Regions from separate parts of the Mus musculus genome. Here all the other regions are linked to region 3. The links are chromatin loops, found by intact Hi-C in ENCODE. Cell type or tissue: left cerebral cortex. All regions are shown on one strand. Region 1 has its middle 72 kb from the start of Gm46853. Region 2 holds the start of Gm42284 (a long non-coding RNA gene). Region 3 has its middle 130 kb from the start of Gm46853.

What was found. Peaks named below come from ENCODE experiments on the same cell type or tissue, not always from the same donor. Only the 100,000 strongest peaks of a DNase experiment are listed, where the experiment ranks them.
Region 1: a loop joins it to region 3, with 4 times the contacts of the local background. A loop is called at or near these places in 3 of 42 quality-filtered maps.
Region 2: it touches region 3 in a loop (2.3-fold over the local background); 3 of 42 quality-filtered maps call a loop at or near these places.

Annotation. Positions count from the first base shown.
Region 1 is chr4:47,878,237-47,886,236 of GRCm38, reverse strand. No RefSeq gene overlaps it. Among named protein-coding and RNA genes, the nearest start is that of Gm46853, 72 kb to the left of the region's middle. In left cerebral cortex, no CTCF peak of the experiment used is centred here; DNase peaks (open chromatin) are centred at 4,006 and 4,461.
Region 2 is chr4:47,605,173-47,613,172 of GRCm38, reverse strand. Gm42284 (a long non-coding RNA gene) reads left to right here and starts at 7,096. Exons shown (of 3, transcript XR_881261.2): 1 at 7,096-7,156. Gm32487 (a long non-coding RNA gene) reads right to left here. Exons shown (of 3, transcript XR_390552.3): 2 at 7,039-7,216; 3 at 538-5,239. In left cerebral cortex, a CTCF peak has its summit at 4,218; DNase peaks (open chromatin) are centred at 3,339, 3,582, 3,811 and 4,283; H3K27ac peaks cover 1,282 bases.
Region 3 is chr4:47,816,292-47,824,291 of GRCm38, reverse strand. No RefSeq gene overlaps it. Among named protein-coding and RNA genes, the nearest start is that of Gm46853, 130 kb to the left of the region's middle. In left cerebral cortex, a CTCF peak has its summit at 5,373; DNase peaks (open chromatin) are centred at 3,514, 4,017, 5,345 and 5,728; H3K27ac peaks cover 327 bases.

The sequences.
Region 1 (8,000 bases), 62 kb before region 3:
TGCATTTAGGTCTCTGAAACTGTGAGCTGAAAACACTTTCCTCATGTGCTCTCAGGTATTTTGTCACTATTTTGTCACAGGAAAGAAAACTAGCACCAGCAACCACTCTGTCAATGCCTGTGCTGAGTTCTGAAGCAATATACAAGGAGAATGAGGTGATGACCTTGTCAGCAACATTCATGTCTCAACAGCATTCAAGATCAACTGGTCCCAGACGTATTTAAAGACAGAAGCAAGTGATAATACCGATCTTAAACACAAAAGTAAGCACAAAAACCGCATACTGTGACTTCAGGAATGCAAACTATTCTCAGAAGACTAGGAAAACTAGGTGAAAAATGTTAGAAATAAACAAGTTAATTATTTCATAGTGGGATGATGGTCACTCTTCTTTTTGTTTTTATGTGCTTAGATAAAAGATTATAAATATATCATCATGTAAAAGCAAATAACTGTTTTTTGGTGATACTCTTCTAAGAGAGGGACTATATCCTAAATCTTAAAGTCATTTCCCCTGACCTCATTTGTATTGAGCATTATTAGTCAAATTTCCATACTTATTATAAAATAGCTGAGGTAATTAGATGATAAAAGAAAAAGTTCTGAAAATAAAATTGAGACTACTACTAAGGGTGTTTCTATTAGGGAAAAGAAGAAGGGAAAGGCAAGAAAGGAGGCAAGGAGAATAGATATGATCAAAGAACGATCAATGCATCCATGGAAATGTCACAGTGACACCCATCAATCTGTAGAGATAATTATGCAATGTTACCATATAATTGTCATTGTGATAAACAAGTCATTGCATGACAGAAGAAAAAAAGGAAGGGCTCTATCTAACTGACCAAGATCCAGCTTAGCTCAGTGCTTTGGATGGTAGGCTCAGCAGCGTATCATGGAAGGACTTTGTGGTGGTGCAAAGCCTGCAGTCATAGGAGCAAAGAGAGAAAAAGCAGAGACCAGGTTCCACAGTCCTCAATGACCAAGGGACCTCTGATAAGACCTCAACTCCAAAGCTGCCAACCAGGAACCAAGCCTTTGAAACATGAGCTACTGGGGACAGTCAACATCTAAACTATGGCCCCCCTCCTGTCACTTGATCACTATAGCCCCCCTCCTATCACTTGTCCATCCATTCACTGTACCTCCCTCCCCCTGTCACTTGACTGTCCACTCTTAATGCAGCCTTCACTCTGCTAGTTCTTTTCATCTCACACTTTACTCTCTCTTTAGAACACCCAACTTGATGCTACAAAGACTCCTTCATTACCCTCACTGTTCTCAGGTTCACTCTGTCAAGGAGTAAGTGACCTTGGCAGAGCATCAGTCTGGAACCACAGGTTCTCTAAAGATGCTCCTTCAGGACGCCCAGGTTCTCTAAAGATGCCCCTTCAGGATGCCCAGGTGCTATCTCTGCCATAGCAGAGTCTTCCTTCCTTCCTTCCTTCCTTCCTTCCTTCCTTCCTTCCTTCCTTCCTTCCTTCCTTCCTTCCTTCCTTCCTTCCTCCCTCCCTCCCTCCCTCCCTCCCTCCTCCCCTCCCTCCCTCTCTCTCTCCTTTCTTTTTTCTTTCTTTCTCCCTTTTTCTTTCTTTCTTCTTACAGAAAATACATTCTTCTTTCATATAATACATCCCTACCACAGTTTCCCTTCCCTCCATCCCTCCCAGCCCCACCCCTCAACTTTCCCTCTCCCCCAGACCCACTCTCCCTCCATTTCCTCTTCAGAAAAGAGCAGACCTCCCCAGTGAGAAATTTTGGTTTCTTAAAAAACCCAATTATGTTATGTGAATATGTTTTTGTTTTAATCCCAGATGTGGGATATGGGGCTGCTTCAGATTGTCCACATCATCTAACTGTGATTTGTCTTCTACTCTGGCAGGGGTGTGATTCTGCCTGCTGAAAAGAGTTTATATTTGGAATTCTGGGGTCTCATGAGAGGGCATTAAAAAGGCCAGAGCCCTGAGAGGCTCCAGAGGATGCTATTGCTGTAGTCTGTCAAGAGGTTGTGAACAAAGAGATAAGAAGAAGAAATTGATATCCTGATGATGAAGACCAGCATTGCCCCAGGAACTCAATGTCCCTAAGCAGCAGGAAGTAGTTTAAAGAGAGCTATGTCCCCCTTTACCCTCAACCTTCTTTCTTGTCTATCTTGTGTTAGGGGATTGGAAGAGATTAGGGTAGAATGAGGGTTGGAATGGTGGTCGATATAAGAACCCAGCAAAATAGAAAAATTATAGCACCAACAGGCATCTAAGAGATGACAGCCAAACAGGACAAAACAAGATACATACAATAAGACAAGGCAAAAGCCTTCATGTTGAGGCTGGACTAGGCAACCCAATAGGAAGAAAAGAGTCCTGAGAACAGGCAAAAGTCAGAGAACCACCCACTCTCACTGTTAGGAGTCTCACAAAAACACCAAGCTAACAGCCATAACATATGCAGAAGAGCTCCTGAAGACCCATGCAGGCCCCCTGCTTGCTGATTCAGTCTCTGTGAACCCCTGTGAGCCCTGTTTAATTCATTGGGTAGGCTACAACCTGCTGGAGTCCTCCATCTCCTCTGGTTCCTACAGTCTTTCCTCTTCCTCTTCCTCTTCTGTGGAGTTCCCTGATCTTCACGGGAGGGACCCAATGAAGACCTCCATTTCTGCATAATGTCTGGCTGTGGGTCTCTGTATCTGCTCCCATCTGCTGCTGGGGAAGCCTCTGAAGAGGACTGGGCAGGGCACTGATCTGTGAATACAGCAGAGTAGGAATCATTCCTTTGATTTTTTTTTTTTTAATGCCAGTCATGTTTGGTTCTACCCTAGGTCTCTGGGCCACCCAGTCTCTGGTTCCTACCATCTAAGCTATAGGCTCAGCCATGGGCTTCTTATTGAGGAGTGAGGTTCAAGTTCAATTTTTAAAATTTCCTTCCTCCTTTGTAAGGGGTTGTCATGAAACTTCCAAGAACTAAACTATGTAGAGAGCCCAGCCTAGGGTCTACAAGGAGCAGCTGCTCTAAGAATTCCCCACTTTCCTTTCTCCCTCCATCCCTATCTTCTGCCTGAATAGAGGAATGATGTTCTTCAGGCCATATTGTCTGTGGTTCTTATTATATACATCTATTAAAGATCAGTTAGTCTATTTTGGTCACCATCGGAGCCAAAGATTGCCATCAAAACGTCTATTTATGCAAACAGAAGAGTAGAGTACGTTATTGATCCACCAATTAATGTTCTACTATTTTGGTCTAGTCTCAGGTTTTGGGAGGCTGTACTATCATTAGCAGAATGTCAGTGAAAAAACAATAAAATAAATATATTATATGGAATTAAAACTGGCAGAGAGGATTACTGAAGTTGCTTAGTTCACAATCATGGTTTTTCTAATGCCTGTTTTAGGTGCTCTTCTACCACTAGTGGGGTTTAAGAATAGTTGAGTCTTGGATGTTGACTGTTCGGGCAATTTGCTTTAGAATATTAGAAATTAATTATGATTTTTTTCTTGCGAAAAGATACCTTTGTCTTTCCACCTTGATCATCCAACTTGGCACAGAGGCTTTGTAGACTTGGATTTGTGTCCCAGCTTTATAGGAATAAGAACTAATTCTTACTTAATAAGGCCAGTATGCAGATTAAATCAGTCAACATCCAAATAATCACAGCTTTGAAAATGAGTGTAAGCCGTCATTTCTTAGTCTGATGCACAAATCATCCAGAAATAGCCTCTCCAGCCTTTCGCAATATATTTATTTTGTTTTCCCTCCATGCTTGCCCTTTCAGTAATAGCAACAAAAGAAAAAGGAGATAATAATCTTTTCAAATGGTAGCGAGCAAAGCAAGGCCAATCTTTTGTCACTTAGCTAGTGTGCTGCACACAGCGGATGTGAAATAGCTGTTAACATTCCTGGATGAAGGATGAACCAAACAGGCATATCCCGCCTGCCTTGCGATGGGAGCACAGTCACGGCAGCTTTTAAAACAGAGACAACCAAACTCCATCGAGTGCTAGCGAGGATCTGTGAATGTGCAACCAGCCACAGCTAACACTCTCCCAACCCTGCGTGCGATAAATTCTATGAGCATTAGGTTGGCTTCTGTAAATTTCAACTAGTCTGTATTTTTAACAAATAGACTTCACGTTTATACCTCTTCACTTCCTTAAACAGTGCTGTTCTAATATCTCACATTCCAGAGTGGTGTCAATCCTATATAGTGGATAAGAAAATTCTGCAGCTTGCTTTCAGGTAACAAAGAAGAAAAGCAAGAATCTTACTGTGAGCTCATGTCCTTTGGGTCTAAGCCCAGGGCACCAGGACAGAGGACTCCTCCCAACATTGCTGCTAATGCGGTCCCTGAGTGCTCCTGAGTTTCCCTGGGGCCTCAGATGAGACACTGGGAGGCAATTTGGTTTTGGAGGTGCGGAGGGGGAATCTGGCTGTTCTACAATTGTTTGCTGAGCCATCTGCTCTCTCTTCCTCTTCAGAAATGATGCATTTGTCACCGTGGGATGCTTTTGTCGAGTATTTGGATTATGTCACTCTCTCTGTATGTCACATGTGGGGCATTTGATGACATGCAACGCAGCCTACGTTGGTTTCCCTACGTAATGCAATAGGTACAGGCTTGATTGCTTCCCATCCGCTATCTGAACAGTTTTAATGTCATTTAGATAAGAGTCACGTGTCTGCACAACAATAGGAGCCTCCGGATTTTAAAGTTCCTTTTTTTTTTTTTTTTCGTATGCCACTAATAAGAATCAGGGAAGATGCCATCATGCACATCTAGGTGCACAACAAAAACAGAGCCCAGGAACTGACTGCTTCCGAAGGACCTGCTCCACACACAACTCAGTGTGTTCCAGTAACAACACCAGCTTATTGGTCATTGCGTGTTGTCAGTTGTTTTGCAGATTAGGATCCAAACCTGCTTGCGCTTACTGATAATTACCCACAGTATCGCCGTGTCAGTGTGTGAAAGGCTTGTCTGTGGGTGGGAGAACTCATCTATATCACTGAGAATGTTTGGTAAGATGGTCACAAGCAGACTTGGGGGAGTTCTGTTACTAATTCCCACGGTGGTAACTCCCTTCTTCAGGTCTCAGTTCTCCTCTTGGTACAATGTCCCATACAAAATATCTCTGATAATTCTGGCTCTGGGGGCTCTATAGCTAATTGATGGTTAATTGATTTTGTAGGGATATCTTTCTGGTAATGGTAAAAGAACCCAAACATTTTTAGTCACTCTCTGTGACCTGAGAGAGAAATCCCAGGAAGGTGATTAGGCTATGCTTGTCTCTAAGCATAGAAAAAGAATGGAGTGGGTTATCTGGCAACCAACTTTGCACAAAGCAACATTTTGGGGGGGGGGGAAATACACACTGTAAAAGTGCGTTTAGTTTATTTATGATTTATTAAGGCACATATAATCCCTCCAAACTTAAAGGGTGGCAGCTTCTTTGGTTGGATTTATTCATTGGATTATCTTTTTTTTAAAGATGTAATGAATATTCACTGTGTACCAACAGCCATGGATGCTAGGGTGAGCTTGTTCCATCACCTAACCTGGAAGCACCCTCTGTCTGATGAGGAAGGCAGGTCTGTAGGCAGAAAGTGCAGTCACAGAAAGGATGAGGAGTATACACAGCCAGCAAGAAGGAGGGAGAAAGCTAAAGCTGGGGAGGAAACAATGATGCAAAAGAGTCTCATGGGAAGTGAGGATTATTTCCTGGTAGGTGCTATATGTGATAGGGAGAAGGCATGGGGGGATGGGGGGGTGGTTTGAACAGACAGACCAGATAGAAGAAAGATACAGAGGTGTACCGAGTGGCGGAAAGTCAGTCTGCATGAGATGTGGATGAAAATGGCTGGAGGCAGATTAGAACCCAACATGAATAACCTCAATCCCAGTCGGAAGAGTTTAGATCTTTCTAACAAGGGCTTTAGGCAGTGGCCACACAAAGACAGTAGCAAACTTCAGTGAACGTAGACTGCCAGCTAGCTTTAGGCACTGACAATCTCTGAATAGTCTCCCTTTAGGAAGACTGTCTAGTTGCTGATAGTATGCTCCTGCTGGAAAACAGGGGGTTACAGGGGCTCATTAGCAGCATCTGATACGGCAGGACAGGAAGGGAAGTTTTGATTGAATATCACGTGAGGTCAAGGGTTCAAAGCAAAGGCTGACTCTAGACTGGTGGAACTAAACCTGGGTGGAGACTCCTTTGGAAGGTGGCATATCAGATATTTACATTACAGTGTACAATAGCAGCAAAATTATAGTTGTGAGGTAGCTATGAAATAATGTGGTTGGGGGGGGGGCTACCACAACATTAGGAACTGTATTAAAGGGTCACAGTATTACAAAGGTTAGGGACACTGCTCTAGACTCTAGAGTCCAGAGGGCGTCCATAAGCCAAGCAGCAAGAACAGACAGCTGGAGGGGTCCTGTCCCTAGTACCCTAGGACTTCCGACTAAAGCCTCTCAGTGTGTGTTTCCTTGGGAGGTACCACAGATATGGTTCTCTCTGGATGGTAACAGGTAATCGAATGGAGCATCAGTTTTCAGGGGTTTCAGGAGTGCTGAAGGACTTCCTGATCATCTAATCACGGTCAGGGGATGACGTATACTTTCTGGAGATATACATGTATATGTGTTTATGGATTTAAGCATACTTTCTGGAGATATACATGTATATGTGTTTGTGGATATTAAGCATACTTTCTGGAGATATACATGTATATGTGTTTGTGGATATTAAGCATACTTTCTGGAGATATACATGTATATGTGTTTATGGATATTAAGCATATTTTCTGGAGATATACATGTATATGTGTTTATGGATATTAAGCATACTTTCTAGAGATATACATGTATATGTGTTTATGGATATTAATAGGTTTTCTTTACCGATGAAATAAGCCAATTCAAGCTGAATTAAAAGTATAAAGTCAGGTTTACTGGGGGGCGGGCAGCTCAAGGATCTGGGACATGGACACTGTGTACCCTGTTCAAGGTAAGGGGTTTTATAGATCTTAGGCGAGGGGTGATGAATGTCAGCTAGAAGCTAGGATTGTGTCCAAATATGGTCAAAAGCTGAACTCCTGGGTGGACACTCTTGGATGGCTTGCCGGAACTGCTGAGGCGAGGGTGTGAATGATGAAATGTTAGCCTGGAGTTTTCTCTATGCAGGCGATGTTAAGGGAAGGGAGCAAACAGGGTTTCCCAGCATGTGTATGTGAAGGAGCAGGGGTTCCAATCAAACAGATATATATGAGTATATATGCTATATGCTTTCTGGACACATATGTGCACATATGTATTTATGAATATAGTGTGTGAATATCTATGGTGCATACTTTCTGGTTATATAATAAATATAAAATGTCAATATACTATAAATATATATTATGGTCAAAGAGCATGATATATTTAAATGAAAGTATTATGAATTACATCAGTTCATGCAATGAGCAGACACTAAGAAAAATTGTTTTAAAAGTTGAGTCAGAGGGTAGAGAATTGGCTCAATGGTTAAGAGTACTGGATGCTCTCACAAAGACTCAGGTTTGATTCCTAGCACCAATGGTGGCTGGCAACCATCTTTAACTCTAGTTTCTGGGGGTCTGATGCCCTCCGCTGGTCTCTGTGGGCACCAGGCACATACATGGTGAATAGATATACAGGTAAAATATCCACACACATTTTAAAAAGTTCAGATAAAGAAAAACCAGTTAATCACTAGAGTTGTGCAAGGGTTGATTCTGACTGGCGCATCCTGACCTTCATGTTGCTTTTATGAAGATACATTTGTAGAGGCCTTTACATTGTTCTCAGAGGTAAGTTTTTTCCAAACACTTTTACAAGATCCATTAAAAGACTGGTGTTTTTTCCTTTAAATGAGTTCGTGTGGTGATTGTAATGGTAGATTTCTTCTGAAATTGGAAGGGTATCCGTAGAATCACGATGTATAATCTTTGATGCAGTTGAAAACTCCAGTGAGTAAGTCTCTCATCTG
Region 2 (8,000 bases), 210 kb after region 3:
TCGGTGTGGTATCTTTTATAACAACAACAAAGATACGCATGACTTTAGGAGAAAAAACTAAATGACTGGCATTATTTTGTTTTATTATAGCATTGCTCAGAAAAACCAAAGACAGTTAACCTTTCACTCATTATCTACTATATTATGGGTGGATAAAGGCAAGCATGGTGTTAACTGTTGTATGCTTGCAGAAAATTTTCAGTGAACTATAATAGGTGAAAGGGCTTACCTGAATGTCATTTGGAAGAGAAAGCAAAAGGCTAACTTATCTCCTTTAAAATCTCTTAGTCTATAACTTTACTTTTTCTAGAATGTTCTATAATGTAAACTCATTGAGAAAAATTAATTGGGCTACTCACCCAAATGAAATTGAGATGGATCTAAGTACAACTTCTTAAAATAAGCAAAACTACTATCAACCTTTTTTTACCATTAAAGTATATTTTGAAGTAGCTACTTTTTTGTATACTAAAATAAAACCTTTTAGTGTTTTTGAAAAAAAAATAAAAAATTATTTAAATTTTTTAAAGTAGCCAGCTAAAAATAAAGGCCTTCTAAGATCCCTCCTGCATCCACAGTCAGTATTCTCAGGCACAGAACAGCCACTCTGCATTCAAACATCCACTGATGCCGGAGGATGCAGATAGATGTGGGGCTTCCTCACCCACGTCTAAATTAAACTCATCCATAGATGCATATGGCTGGTGAAGAGGTTGGTTTATGTGCCTGTGGGATTAGGAACAATAGAAATTTGTCTTACCCCACTTTTAGAAGGCAGGTGTCCCAAACCAAGACATCAGCAGTACTATGCCACCTCGGACACCTGCAGATGACAGACCATGTTTTGCTGCTCTCCGCTTCTTATGGCTACAAGCATCTCAAAAATGTGGCTCTATCACTCCAAGTCTCTGGTCCCACTGTCACACTGTCTCCTTCTGTCAGTTAACAACCCCATCTCTCTCCCCCAATACCTGAAACACACACACACACACTTAAATGAAGAGGCCATCCAATAATACAGAGTACTTTCTTCCTTGCAAGACCTTCAACTGAATACCTGTAAAGGCTATTTTTCCAAGTAGAGGACTAGCCACAGGCTCTGATTAAGACACGGGGTACATTCTGAGGGAAGGCTGTATATGTTACTCTCCTGATTGTTGTAGCCAAACACCTAACAAGGAGCAAGTTAAGGGAGGGAGGTTGATTTTGGATTATGGTTCAAGGGAACACAGTCTATCGGGACAGGGAAGTCATGGCAGCAAGATCTGAAGGCTGTTGCTCAAATCACTTCCACAGACAGAAGCAGAGGGATGCATGCTGATACTCAGCAAGCTTTCTCCTTTCCAAGCTGAACTGCAGCCCATGGAATGATGCTAACTAGATTCAGGGTGGGTCTTCCCTACCTCCAGTAACTTCATTTAGAAAATTCTGAACAGACAGCCCAGAGATTTGTCTCCTATATGATTCTAGATCCCATGGAGGTGACACTCGAGATTAACCATCAACACCACCTTTCAACTCGCTGGCGCTGATGATAGAGTCAAGTCACTTGTGAAGCCTTTAAATATAATGCATCAGATGCTGTTGCTGATGCAGAACAATGAAGTGACAGCCTCCAGGAAGCAGCTGCTGTGAGAGCTTGAGGGACAGTAAGAACCAGTGTCCATACAAATCACCTCTTCCTACAGGTGAGAATGAAGCCCACAGAGGATCCAAGATCACCCTTGGGTCACATAGCAGAGCTCGGTGTCTGACCTCCACAGGCCTTCCTTGACTGCCCTCCTAAGCTGTGTACAGTGAACCTCACTCAGCACACCCCACGGGGTGTCAGGGCCCCAGCAAAGCCAACACAACATCTTCCTTGGCTTGCCTTTTGATAGGGTCTTCTTGGCCCTTCTCAAAATCAACAGCATCTGCTCTCAAGCCTGCTGGGTTCCCAGAGAGGGACCAGATCAGCTCCCAACTTGCTGCATGGCCTCGAGAAAAGTTCTCTAAGCCTTCTTGTTCTGGTTTCTCTACCTCTCCTCTGGACGCTTCAGCTCAGCGTGTGATGAGGTGACTTTCTGCACAAACATGCTGTAATTTGGTAATTCCAACCATCTGAGCGTGTTTAACTTGGCCCTGGGCCATCCCAGGATGTTTGATAAAATCTGATCACTTGGACAAGTCCCAGGAAGGGAACAGATCAGAGTTTGCGTTCAATGTTGGGAGCCCACCTGATGGGAGAGTGTGTGTATGGGGGGGAGAGGGGGAGGGGCTGGCAGGGAAGAATGTTGAGACTTAAAGCTAGGCAGAAGACGCTGGCCAGGGAAGCAGACGGGTTCCTTACTCAGCCACTGTCAGAGACGCTTTCTCCTGCAGTAGATGGGAATAAATACAGAGAGCCACACCCAGACAATATGCAGAGAGGCAGAGACCGTGGGACACTGAGCGATGAATGGGACATCTTCATCAAATCCTCAGGGCTCGGGGGAACCTCATAGAAGAGGCGGCAGACCAAGAGATGGAGGATGCCAAGGAAACAAGGCCCTCTAAATCAGCATGATCAAAACACATAAACTCACAGAGACAGAAGCAGCAAACATGGGGCCTGCGCAGGTCTGCACCAGATCCTTTGAGTGTATATTATGGCTTCCAGTTTGGTATTTTTGCGGGATTCCTGGGTGTAGAGATGAGCGGGTCTTCGACTCTCGTGCCATCTCTTGGCCTCTTTTCTTTCTGTTTGTTTCATACAATCCCAATGTGTTGCTTTCTGTATTATCTTTTTTTAGTTTATTTTATTATTTCAAAAATACACTAGGAAAAGTAATTCAATGCATTTCAAAGAGAGAAACCGAGCCTTGGAAAGGGACAAGATTCACCCAAGCTCACACAACTAGTTAAAGCCAACACTGCAAGCAGCCTTACCTATTTTGACTTCTATTCCTTGCTCCTTTCCTGTATATCAAGATAAGAGATTTACTTTCCTGTGCTCTGTTCAGTTAGTAGCAGCTGCCTTGGATACTGTCTTCTAGAAGATTCTTAGGCCCTCCAGCCAAGTGAGAAGAAATTGGCTAGCTACACCTGGTCACACAGGAGCGAACAGGAACCTCCATTTTGCCAACCTTGATCTATCACGCTCATGGTAAGGAGAAACTGCTGGTGGGAACTTTGAGCCTTCTTCTCCATAGAGAAGCAACTGGTGGAAGCTAAAAGCCACATAACTAAGTCCGCACACACCTCCTGTTGGCGTCTGTCCCCTGAGTGGTCGGCAGTGCACAACTCAGGAGCTGCCCCCACACCCATAGTCAGAGCTTCCTAGGAAAGGCTAGGAAGTGACAGACGGGAGCGGTGACAGGGTGCCTGACTGCCAGCGTAAGAGCAGTGGGGGAGTAAGTTCCTAGGAAAGCTGAAGAAGACAGCTAACATGGGGGGCACGCTGCACAATGGGCACCCAGGAGTTTCTGTTGTGTTTTCTGTCTTGCTCCAGTCACAATACCACTGCTTAGGCTGACAGCGAAATTGGTTTGTTTTCATAAGCCCAGCTACAAAGCTCTGTGTAAACCGCCGATAAAGTGGCCAGTCCTCCCATGCCGAGGCTGAGGGCTGCTAAGATTGTGCTGAATTTCTGTGGGATAAAGATTAGCATCCCTGCTTTACACATGAGGAAGCAGAGGTGCAGGTGAGACGGGGAAATTGCTAGTCACACAATTGGTAGTGACAGAAGTGAGATTTAAATACAAGCCATGCTTGCCACTCATCTAATTAAAAACACTAGACCCAATCTGAGACCTAGTTTCAGAACCCATGGAACCAATCCTGGTATCCGTGCCTCCCATCCCAACACTTGGGAGGCTCCAGCAAGTCAATTTGCTGAGTTTGAGGCTAGCCTGGGCTATATGGTGAGCTCCAGGTTAGCTCAGGCTTCAATAGAACCTTTTCAGAGCAGAACCTGAAATTCCAACACCCTTTAATAGGAAAGCAAAACCATGGCCTTCGCCTTCTTTTGCTCACCAGACTCCAAACTACCACATTTCTCTGCCTCTGTGGGAAAAAAGTGACCCAGCATGTGAGAAGAATAGGTTCTCCACACAGTTGCCCTCCATCTTCTCCCCCAACACCAACACGAACCATCCAGGTTAAAGGATATTGGCACTGCCACACACTCTCCTCTTTCCCAAATTAATCAAGAAGCAGGAATTTCTGACAAACGCCATCTGCTGATTTTTCAGAGACAAGTTTTGGTGGTGTGACCAGCAGGTGCCTCAGCTTTTTCTAGCATGCAGTACCAAAATAGTCACCATGGCAACCCTTGGAGGGCAGCCTTCCAAAGGGATGCATTGTGAGCACAGAAACTCTAGAGCACTTTCAAGCGAGAAGAAGGAGGCTGGTGTTGGGTTTCCAGTATGGGCGAACGTGGCTTCTCCCCAGCCTCACACTGGGCCCCAGCCCCTGGGTGCTGGGCATAGTCAGGTCCCTCACTGCTCTGAGGTGAGTGTTTCCAGAAAGAGAAGAGAGGTGTGAATTATTGGCAGCAGCATCTTGGGTGTTTTTTGGCAGAGGTTAAGGTAGCACAGCAAAGCTAAACAACATGGGTCTGAGTTGGTTCCTGCCCAGACCTCGGGCAGCTGACTTAGCTCAAGTCTCAGCTTCTCATCTATGAAGCAGGCTGATAAATGGCACCTTCCTGTCCTAGGGAACCTTATAGATATAAGATAGGTGTGAGAGCTACTGAGAAGACATCCAGTGGACAGCACAAGCAGAGAGAGAGAGAGAGAGAGAGAGAGAGAGACAGACAGACAGACAGAGAAACAGAGACAGAGACAGACAGACAGACAGAGACAGACAGAGAAACAGAGACAGAGACAGAGACAGACAGACAGACAGACAGACAGACAGACAGACAGACAGACAGAGACAGACACAGAGACAGACAGAGACAGAGCAACAAAGAGGCAGAGAGATAGAGAGATAGAGAGTGAAGACGACTGGGGTATCAGAAAGCCTTGGGTTCCGAACCAGGCTCTGACTCTGGCTCCAATCTCATGACCTTGGGCAATTCACAGAGCTTGTCCAGCCTGCACCTCCACCTTTCCAGAATGTTCTGGGCCTGACAGCAAGGGCTGAGAAGGTTCCAGCAGTACAACACACATGGTCAGAGGTACACGAGGCTGCCCTTCTTGTCTCTCTGTCCTTTGTGCTCAGGAGACTTCATCCAGGGATCCTTCGGGGAGCTGGAACTTAATGCTTCCTTGTGACACTAAAACAGAAACACAGTATTTCAAGATGTCCCCCTGGGACAGCCCAATGTGAAGAGAGACCTGAGAGGAGCCAGGAGAGGACAAGAGACACATGGCAATACACAAATCTGACCTGGGGTGGGAAGGAAGGAAAATGGGTGGATCCTGGATGCTCAGCAGGCTAGAAAGCTTCAGGATTGCTGTACCAACATGGCCTGTTAGACACATTTTCTGTCTCTTGGAGATAAGTTTAGCTTTGTATCCCTGCCACACTCAGTCACTGATTGGCTGGAAGCAGCTACTAGAAATGTGGCTTTAATAACTGTGGGTGTAAACCTCTAGGGCTCTCAGTCAACTGGGGTCCCCATCTCCAAGGCATCCTCTCATTGGCAAGGTATTTTATCCTCACATCTTTTCCATGGACGACAACCACTTTAGGTATGTGACCACAAGCCCATGCCACCACTTCAGAAACCTGTAACCTATACCCACAATTCCGTGACTGGGAACACTATGGAACTTACACTCAGCAAGACCTCAAAACCCCAACTTGGCAAAACAAGATTTCCCCCAGCTCCATGAAATTACAGAGCTAAGGTGCATGTATAAGCTGCATTTAGATGTGTAGTCAAGCATGTTTATCTGCCTGTGAGACACACATGTCACATGTCATATGTGCCTTAGAGGATAGCATTTCTCTTCGTGTGTACATATGTTGTAATGTTATATAATGATACTATTAACACTATGTTAAGCAATGTACACGCAGCATTCTGACTGCCACCATTGTCACTGAGTTCATGGGTAGGTCGATTGGCTAGTGATGATGGAGGTACCATCCTCTTTCCAGCTCAGTTTTTCTCCTCACCATGCCAATAAGATGACACAGGCAGAGCCATGGTTTGAACCAGGAGTGTCTCCCTTCAAAATCTGAATCCTCCCTCGTCCATGCGACAACTCATTGCACAAAAGCACATATGTGTACCCACAAGGCGAAAATGGGGAAAGGAGCATACACGAAAAGGTGCAAGCTCATGGTTGATTAGTGACTGGCAGCTGGCATTGCCCTCAGAAGTCTCCCCATTCTCCAATGGAAATCACATGGTATATGTCATCTAGAAAACCTTGGTGGGTCCTTGCTGTAAGCGTTCCTAACATAGCATGCTGTGGCTCAAACTTCAGGGACACTCTGATTCTTCTAGTACAAGCTAATGACAATCTGTTCTTTCCCTGAACCCGTGTTCTTGTGACAAATTTTTACTTTGCTTCCTAGAGATTGCTGTGTCCTGGTTGGGGGATATTTTTTGTTTGTTTGTTTTGGTGTTTGGATTTTGTTTTTGTTTTGGTTAGATTTTGGTTTTCTTTTCGTGTGTGTGTGTGTGTGTATTTCCCCCTTGAGATTTGAGTTTTGTAAATCTTTTTTCTCTGCTTGTTTCCTGGCAGCCTGAAAGGCTAGTCTGAAGGAATAGCCTAGATCTGTTTCAGTTCACACTTGTTGGGCACAGGTATACTGCCTAAAATGCCCATATGTGACTGTATTTGATTTAGGGCCTTATCTGAATGATCAGAATGACCAGTTTCTAAGAGATGAGAGTTACTCGAGTTTATTCCATCAACAGGGAGCAGAACATGGTTGGGAGCTGAGCTCTGGACACCTAACCCCCCCCCCCCCACTATGCTCTGCTTCTCTAGACAGAAGATACCATCTGCCCCACAGCCTGCTTTTCAGGCCTTCCATTTGCTGTGCTGAATATCGGGAGCCAGCAGGACCAGCCAAGCTCAGGACAGGGCCACTCGGGGCCAGGACAGGTAGACTTACCTGGATGAGCACCAGCGCGGCTATCTGTATATCTGCTGTCTTCCCATTTCCTTTTGCAGTCTCCTTCCTCACTTCACAATGAAGAGGCCAACTTCTGCCAGTGCCGACTGCCATTCAGGTTCTTGTTTTTCTTTTTAAGAATTTGGGGGAAGAAACCCATCTCGTGCTCACAGGGGACCTGGAAAGCAGAAGCGTCTGGAGATCTGGAGCTGTTAAGGTAGAGAGGTGGCAAGTGTTTTCTAGGACATCCTCGGGGGGCCTGTGTAGCAGGTGGAGGGCAGGGAGCTGCCATCTGGCCAGTCTCCAAGGCTCTACTGTAGTAAAATGGGTGAGAGGGTAGATGGGACATAATGAAGGGACCTGCCTTCAGGGCCAGGCCAGAGTAAAATCACTGTACTTGCCAGGCTGGCTTAACAAGGCAGCACCCAAGTAAAGCCCCTAGGGAAGGACCCACAAGGCCATCTGGAAGAGACAGGTTTTGCTTTAGATCCCAGGGATAAGGCCAAGGCCAAGGATGAGCCACCAGAAAGAGGAGGGCAAATAAAAGATTCTATGGGAGTAAGGTCAGGGTGGACAAATCCAGGGGTGAAGGCAGTAGCTGGAGTGCAAAGTGAGCATGTGTGCGTATGTGCATGTGTGTGTGTGTGTGTGTGTGTGTGTGTGTGTGTGTGTGTGTGTATTATGTATTAGACAATGTGTTACTGGTATGATGCGTGTATGAACATATGCTACATAGGGAAAAGAGGTGGCATTGGATAAAGAATGAGAAATCCTGATGACAATAGGGCCTTTGGAGGTCACATGGGAGACGTACAACCAGGAGCAGCTCCTAGCTTCCAAACAGGCAATAGACCCTTGACTGAATGTCAAGATATGAGAGAGCAAGGAACCTCACTGAACAATTTAATCTCTCTTCAGAATTGTGTGTGTGTGTGTCAACATGCACACTATGGTATGTGTCA
Region 3 (8,000 bases):
GTTAGTGGAGAAGATGGCAGCGACGACTCCAATCCCATTTCGGCAATGTGTGCCCATGTGTGCAAAGAGGCTGCTCCCTCACGTGCAGTCACTCCGCCTGCTGGAGTCTCACTTCTGGTCCCTTTCTGAAGACGGAGATCAGCATGCTATTTATACCCCGTGGCTAGAAGCATTTCTCTCCTTCCTCGCTACATACAACTGTTATTAGTATGTCTGAAAAATATGGTTTTAAAATTCAGTCAAAGACATCATGAGACTTATCAAACTTTTCCTAAGTAAGAGGCAGCCAGAAGCGAAGAGAAAGTCTGTCCAGGGTTAGGATTTTAGTCTTTGGAACCAAGCAAACTTGCTGAGAATTTAGCTTCTTAAGCCCTGTGTGTTAATCCGCCTGATCTTCCATTTCCTTATCTTCAAAATAAAAGTAAGATTTATTTTTGTTTGTATTGTTTATATTCATTAACATGATACTGTGCTGCAGAAGTACATTTTCATACAAGTATGTATGGTGTGTCGAGCATTTCCCCATACCCAGAGATGAGATTCATATACTTGGCCTCACTGAACAGTTCGGCCCTGTTATTGATGCTGACCCAGCATGTCACACTGCTTCTAACAGCAGCTGTTTGTCAATCAGAGGGACATTAGCCTTCATCAGCCTTCACTTCATTGTGTCTTTTGGGCCTTTCTTTGACCTCTAATGGCCTATGAGATTATTACTTGTGAACACAGTCAAGTTCTCACCCTGAGGGATGCTGCCAAGGGGAACACAAAAGCAACTTCTGCTTTCTCCTCTGAAGCTACGCGTGCTTTGGATTACATAGAACTTGGCCAGGCCGGTACTCCGCCACCAGAGATCACTTCTTAAGGCAGTGTATACGTGGTGTAGCGAGCAGCATGGCCTCCATGCACTTGGGATGACTATACGACACAGGGACGAACGTCTTTGTTTGTACTAGTTAACATTCTCCAGATGCAGAGAAGTCCCAGACATGAAAATCTTCCAGCCTGAGTCATTTGGGACTCAGTTTCTCGAGACCTGAGCATGTCTCTGCACAGTCATATTGGTAAGAGGCACCGGCCTCTAAACTAAAAGACATGACCTGCATGCAATTTTATTAAAGAAAATAAACTCTTTGAACCATCACGCAAGCTTCTGAGAAAGGTACTGACCCAAATCTTCCCCCACTCCCATGATACCTCTCTGCCCCTCAATGCCACCGAGTCTATAGTTACCAATGATCCTGCCTGGGTTAGTGAGCATCATTTCTGGGTCATAGTAAAAAGTCTGTTAAGGTTCCCGTCTGCCACCACTGCCTTTAGTAGCCTGCTGACTCCTGGTTTTCTTTATTTTTTCCTCGTGAGGCAGGATATAGAGCACTGCCTCACTATGTAATCCAGAGTGTTTGGGAAATTGCTACGGACCTGACCCTGGTCTCAAACTTACACCACCCCCTCCCTGTCTTAGCCACATAATTACAGGTGTGTACCCCAACATCTGGCTTGGCCTGTCACCTTTTTAGCCATTTACCATTCTAGTCTGGACATTTAGCCAAAGTCTGATGAGACAGAAGGAAGAAAACAAAATATGGTCCTCAAAACAAGCAAGCAAACCAACAACCACTGTTATGTGGAGGAGTTAATGTTGAAGAACGGAATGGTCCAAGTGGTATGGGCAGGAGGAAGGTTTGGGGAGCAAGGAGCAAAATAATGGCAGCCTCTTTGTGGTGTGCCACTCAAATCAGAGCCAGAAGTTAAGTGGGACACAAAACTCAAGGCTCAAGGGGAAGAACTGAGGCCTCTTTCTCTGTCTCTGTCTCTGTCTCTGTCTCTGTCTCTGTCTCTATCTCTGTCTCTGTGTGTCTTTGTCTCTCTCTGTGTCTCTGTCTCTGCCTCTCTCTCTGTGTTTCTCTGTCTCTCTGTCTCGCTCTGTTTCTCTCTCTCTCCCTCTCTCTCTCTCTCTCTCTCTCTGTATGTGTGTATGTGTGTGTATCTTTCATAAGGCAAGGTCTCATGCAGCCCAGCCTGGCCTAGAACTTGTTATATAGCAGAGAACATGAACTTCTAATACTTTTCTTGTCTGCATCCCCAAAGCGCTGGGACTACAGGCATGCACCATCTTGTCCTGTTTATGTCTTCTGGGAGTGGAATCCAGGGGCTTTGTGCATTGCTGGGTAAGCATCAGCTCTACTCTCTGTCCACATACTTTTCTTTAATAGGCAAGAACTCTCCCTTTTCCTCTTTGTTCAGAAAAGATAAATGTTCCATCTACGTTAGCACAGGTATGCAATAAACAGAGCCTAAGCATGGTGCCTAGCCCTCCGTGGGGTTCACCATGTTTATTGCAAGGATGAAGACTGAACAGGCAAGTAAGTGAGCACAACAGGTTCCCCAACTACGTGCTGTGGTTGCTGCTACACAATACTTGTTGTCTGGTCAGCATATTAACAATCATGGACTGCTTTACCATCTCTAGCAACATCTCAAGGGCAGACATACGGGCCCTCTGTGGTCCTTAAGTTCATGTAAGCTTCTGTAACAGAAGTCTCTTCCTAGGAAAATCATACACAGGACATAGAAAGTCCACCATACAGGTTTAAAAATAGCTCTCTCTCTCTCCTTTCTGCCTCCAGCCTCAATTCCTTTGCATCCCTGCCCACAGCTGTCAGGAACTTGGTGTGATCGTACCTTGAACCACATTTGTCATGTGTTTTGCCTGTGGTCTTTCTATGGTCTGCAGGCTGGAGTCACTTCCCCCGTGGCTGTCATCCTTATCTTTCACTTCATTAATTCTCCCACTCATTTGAGGATTTGTTGAGTCCCTTAAAAGTCAGGCTTTGGGTCCTGATGAAACCCGAGGTCCAGAGCATAGACACAGCCTCACCTCATGGAAAAAAAAATAGTAGTAGATGAAGCTCATTCACATGATGGTGGAATGGTAGTTTTGGTGCTTGCCACAAAAAGGGGGAAGGGGAATCATGGGATGACGAGGTTGTTCAGTGGGAATTCCAATCTATTTAGAAGTCAAAACCAGCTTCCCCAGTGGGGGCAAATAGATGGGTAGGGGGTGGAGAGAGCATGGTGAGGCATGCTTACAGTCTCAGCGTGTCGGAGGCTGAGGCAGGAGGATAGCATAGTTTAGACCTACTGACTGGGTCCTAGGCAAGTCAGCACTATGTGCTGAGACCGCTTTCTCAACAAAACCAAACAGAATGAATGAAGGTAAGGACTCTGGCAGAGGGCAGAGCACATGTAAACAGAAATCTACTTTCCCGGGATGTAGAAGGAGCTCAGACGGCTGGAATGGTTTGGCTGACTTGACAGCCTTCCAGTGGCCTCCTGAGTCCACTGGACAAGGCTTTGAACAAGGCCCCTTGCATCTGTATCCTTTGTCAGCTCAGCTCTCAGTCCCTCACCACCTTCCCCCATCTCCTCTCAAGTCTTGTACTGAGTTCCTCAGAAATAGCATAGTTATTTTTCAGGCACCTACATTTTTTCTCTCCCTGCCTACGACACCCCCATACCAGATATCTGCATATCTCACTGCCTCTCTACTCTGTTGTTGGTGTTAAAATGTCACCTTACCAAGAGAGCTCTCTGTCTACTACAGAGCCTTGTAGTACTGGCTGCTCCTCACCCTCTCCTTTCCCATGGGGAGTATTTTCAAGGCTCCCAGTTGGCTGCCTGAGGCCTTATGTGGTACCAAGCTCTAGACAGAATGTGATTTTTTTTCTACATATGCATATGTGATTAATTTATAAATTCAGCTTTTGAAAAGATTAACAGAACAACTAACAGTAAAATAGAATGATTCCAGTAGCTTATAGTAAAAGCTACTCATCACTAATGGGTAGTTCATTTCTAGAATTTTCCATGTAGTGTTTCTGGACTGGAGTTCCTTTCAGGTACAGAAACTATACAAAGTGAAAGTGAAGAACAGGGTGGCTCCCTGTACTGCCAGCCAACCTTCCCGTCCAGGCTGATGATATTCAATGACTAGTTTCTCTCTAGTACATTGGCCAGGCTGCAGATGATGGTACCTGTAGCTGGCTGTATCCTTCTCACTTAGACCTGGGCCTGACTCACAGAAGGCTCTGAGCTGAGCTGAGGTATGGTCACTAACAGCTGAATAGGAAGAGTGTCACAGAGCTGATGCCAGAGGCAGCTGGAGCCAGATCTTATGGTTCTCATATCCTATCCCAATACCTATGCTCTTCCTGCCTTTGGGCTTTGGTCCTGCTGTGAAGACATTTTCCCTGTCCTGCTCTGTGGATAGAACTCCATTGGAGATCATGCCTCTCTCTCTCTCCTTTACTACACTTATTTCATTTCTCTCTCTCTCTCTCTCTCTCTCTCTCTCTCTCTCTCTCTCTCTCTTCCTCCCCCCCATCACCGAGAGTATGCCTATCCTAAGATTGTGAGAGGCATACTGGTTACCACAAGAATGTGTTCAGAACCTAACAAGAAAGGTAACAGATGCTACACCTGTGAGTTGTTAAAATAAAGGACTAAGAAGTCCAGGACACCGTCTATAGGCAGGAGACACCTGGACATGACATCGTCTAGAGATGCCCATGAAGACCTGATCTGTCACCTTTGTCACCTTACAGAAGGGGAAACTGAGCCCAGGAAAGCCCCCTGCTTCCTCTACTTTAGTTTCTGGATCTAGTCCGATGTCCTCCTGCCTTTTCCTCAGTTTACCTAGGCAAGTTGCTGATGTGCCTCTCAGGCAGTAGTTTGCTGTTGTCTTTTCTTATTTATACCCTCCTTGTTTCTCAGAGCAGTTAAGGTCACTTGCAGGAAGTATTCAATAGAAAGGTATACTACGGGTAAAAAGGGGGAGGCAGACGGACCACAGAAGGTTTATACAAGAAGCTAGATATTGGTGAGGTAGAAAGAGAAAGGCACAAATGAAGAACAGACAAAAGATGCCAAGATTGCTGTTTCCCTATGCAAATGTGGTTATGAGCTTCCTGACAGCCCAGGTAAAAGGAGACATGAGGTCAGTTATATGGAAGGGACAAGCTAAGTCTTCCTAGCCCTTATCTCTAAAAGGAGTTTCTGGGTGGTGCCACCTTCTGAGGACAGTGGTGGAAGTCAAGCTTTGAGTGCCTTTGGCCCACCTTGGTTGACCAGCTGTTCAGATTTCTTCTCTGACGTGGTTGTAGCTGCTAGATTTATGTGAAAAATCTTAGATCCTCATTCTCACCCTGCCGTTACGGTGGGGTTCCCCCGATCTGCCAGCACTACGTTTATGATTCAACCTCTTAGAATACCACGGTTTTCAAAGACCTTAAAAGTCATCGAACCCAACATCCCCATCCCGCTCGCTTTTCGATGCCTGAATCGTCTCGGCAACAACCCCATCAAGTGGCCGAGCCAGGCTTTTGCATGCCTCTGTGAATGGAGCATTCACTGCCTTCTGAGGCACCTTTTCGTACCTGTCCCGGAAGTGACTTGTTCTGTTGGTTGACTTGACATCTGAATCCAGGCCTTAGTTGTCGAGAGAGAGAGAGAGAGAGAGAGAGAGAGAGAGAGAGAGAGAGACATTTCAGTACTGGGGAAAGACATCAAGACACACTGGCCTGCAGGAAGAATCTCTTTGGGAATCCTGAGCTTCATTAGAACTAGACTTTTGTTCAAATGAAGTGTTAAAATTAAAGCAGTATATATGTGAGTGGGGCCAATTGGCATGAACTCACCGCAGCATATGGTGTGCTTCCTTTTATATACATGTTTAGCAGCTAGTGGGTACCAAACCTCACACAGCTCTCAATTGCTAGCACTAATGAAGGATCTGTTTGCCTTTGAGGATAAAGATGGTATCATTGATTCACAGTTGTTTTTCCAGGAGCGAAGAGCAGATTTTTCCCTCCTCATTCAAACTCTCCTGCTAGGTCCTGTTCTTCTCTCCATTCCTGCTGCCCTAATTCAGGCCTCTCTGTCTCCAGCCACGGCTATTTACCTACACTTTCCAGTTTTCCAGCCTCCAGTTTTGGCCCCATCTGATCCAAGGCTACATTACCAGAGGGTTCTTTAGAAAGCACCTGATCTAAAGCCTGTCTGGTGCAACTCAAGCCCTCAAGTGTCTTCTCTTAAATGCAGTATGGTCCAGGCTTCTTAGTATGTTACATAGGGATGGCGATATCACAGGGTCACTTGTGGATAACTGTTCCTCATCTAGGGGCAGTTTGAGCCTTCAAAGAATCTGATGCTTTCTGAGACAAATTAACCACAGGACCCAAATCCAATCTCTGTTTGGAAGCAGCAGTGGGGTTCTGTCAATACGAATATGACAGTCACTAATATCAGCATTGAGCGTTCCTTAGCACTCACTGTTGCCATGCCAGTATTGGAGACGTCACCTAATTCTCAGAGCAGCGGGATGCCACTCACACAACCCTGAGGGGGGATATTTTGTACCTAGTCCCAGCCATGGCAAGGATGTATCACTGTGTGTCGATGGCACATGGGGGCAGGCCCTAGGATGGCTGGTAGGGATCACAAGGATTTCCACAGTTTTATGGTCTGTCCTGGGAGCTAAACGGTCATCACCATCCAGACAGTGTAGTAGGGAGAGGGCTTCAGGGCTAGGGGAGGGAGGCGGTTGTGGGTGACTCCCTTTCTCTGTGTGTTCCTGGTGGGGCCCATATAGTGCTTCATCTCCAGGCCTGTTTTCTCCTTGGAATAACTGGACTAACAACCCTCTGTCTTCTCTACAGGTCCAGAGCACTGTGCCAGTGTAGTCCTGAGGAATGGTTGGAGTGGTGTACCTACAGCTTGGGCAGGTAGAGAGGGTACCACATGGATATGAGGAGTCCTGGCTAGAGTCATCGTCATTCCTGGCTTATGCTGAAAGCTTGAAGTTCCACGGGCTTTCCTGGGACTAAGAAGAAACCCATCTCATTACTATGAAGAAATGAGCTAGATTGACAAAGTCAGCTGGACCTCTCATCCATATTAGCTTGTTCCTGGTGTGTAGCTTCTAACAGTTTCTGTCCTGCACTTCCAGCCATGGGCAGCACACTGTCCATGCAGTGTGGCTCTCAATCCTGAGCAACAGCCTCTCCTCTTGACCACTCAGCTTGTTTCCGTCTCAATGCTTCCTTCCATGATATCCCGAGACTATGCCCAAGCCTGCCTCAGACACACTTCTCCTGGGTCTTTATGCAACTCAGGACTCCCTGACATACCCAAGGAAAGTCCATTTTGGTAACCATCCAGAATGCTAACCGAAAAAATATTTGGGGGTTTTCATGTTAACTCTGTCAAATCAAGTTAAAAAACATCATTCATAGCCAGCAATTACCAAATCCGCTCATGGCCTTAATGAAGGGACTTCCTCTTAGAATATCCATCATGAGAGGAACAAGACTGTTCTGTCCAGCAGCCATAGCCCCATCTGAATGAATGTCATATGGGGAATGTATCTATCTTAGAGGCCAGGAGAAATTGGTCTACTGGGGGCAGATTCTTGCTTTCTGAATTTGTGAACCTCTTTACTGGGTATCATCTTAGCTGGAACAGGTCATTCTTACTCCCCTCCCACCCCCAGGTATGGATGGCCCCTCATCCTTCCCCATCATCACCTGACACCTCAAGGCTCAACCTGAGGTGGATGCACTCCGTGGAGCAACTTCTACTCATAATCCATTTGCTATGTTCACAACATGATGTTGGTTATTGTCTCTCTATGGCACATGAAGAAACTTTGACCTTCTTGATCAGGCTGGCCAAAAGTCTGGGGAAGAGATGGCTTGGAAATGCAGAAAGTAAGGTCTCTCTACCACAGCTTCTCAATAGAATGGAGAATTTGATATAAAATGAATGCTAGTAAAAAAAAAACTTTTATTTTCAAAAACTGTGTGTGGGTTATAGTTTGCTGACTCTGAAGCAATGGGGTTGTGGGTGATGAGGTGGAAGATGGGGGAAGTATCTTACAGATGCAGCAAATATTCCTGAGTGTACGTGTCTGGCATGATAAAGAGCCTATATATAATTCG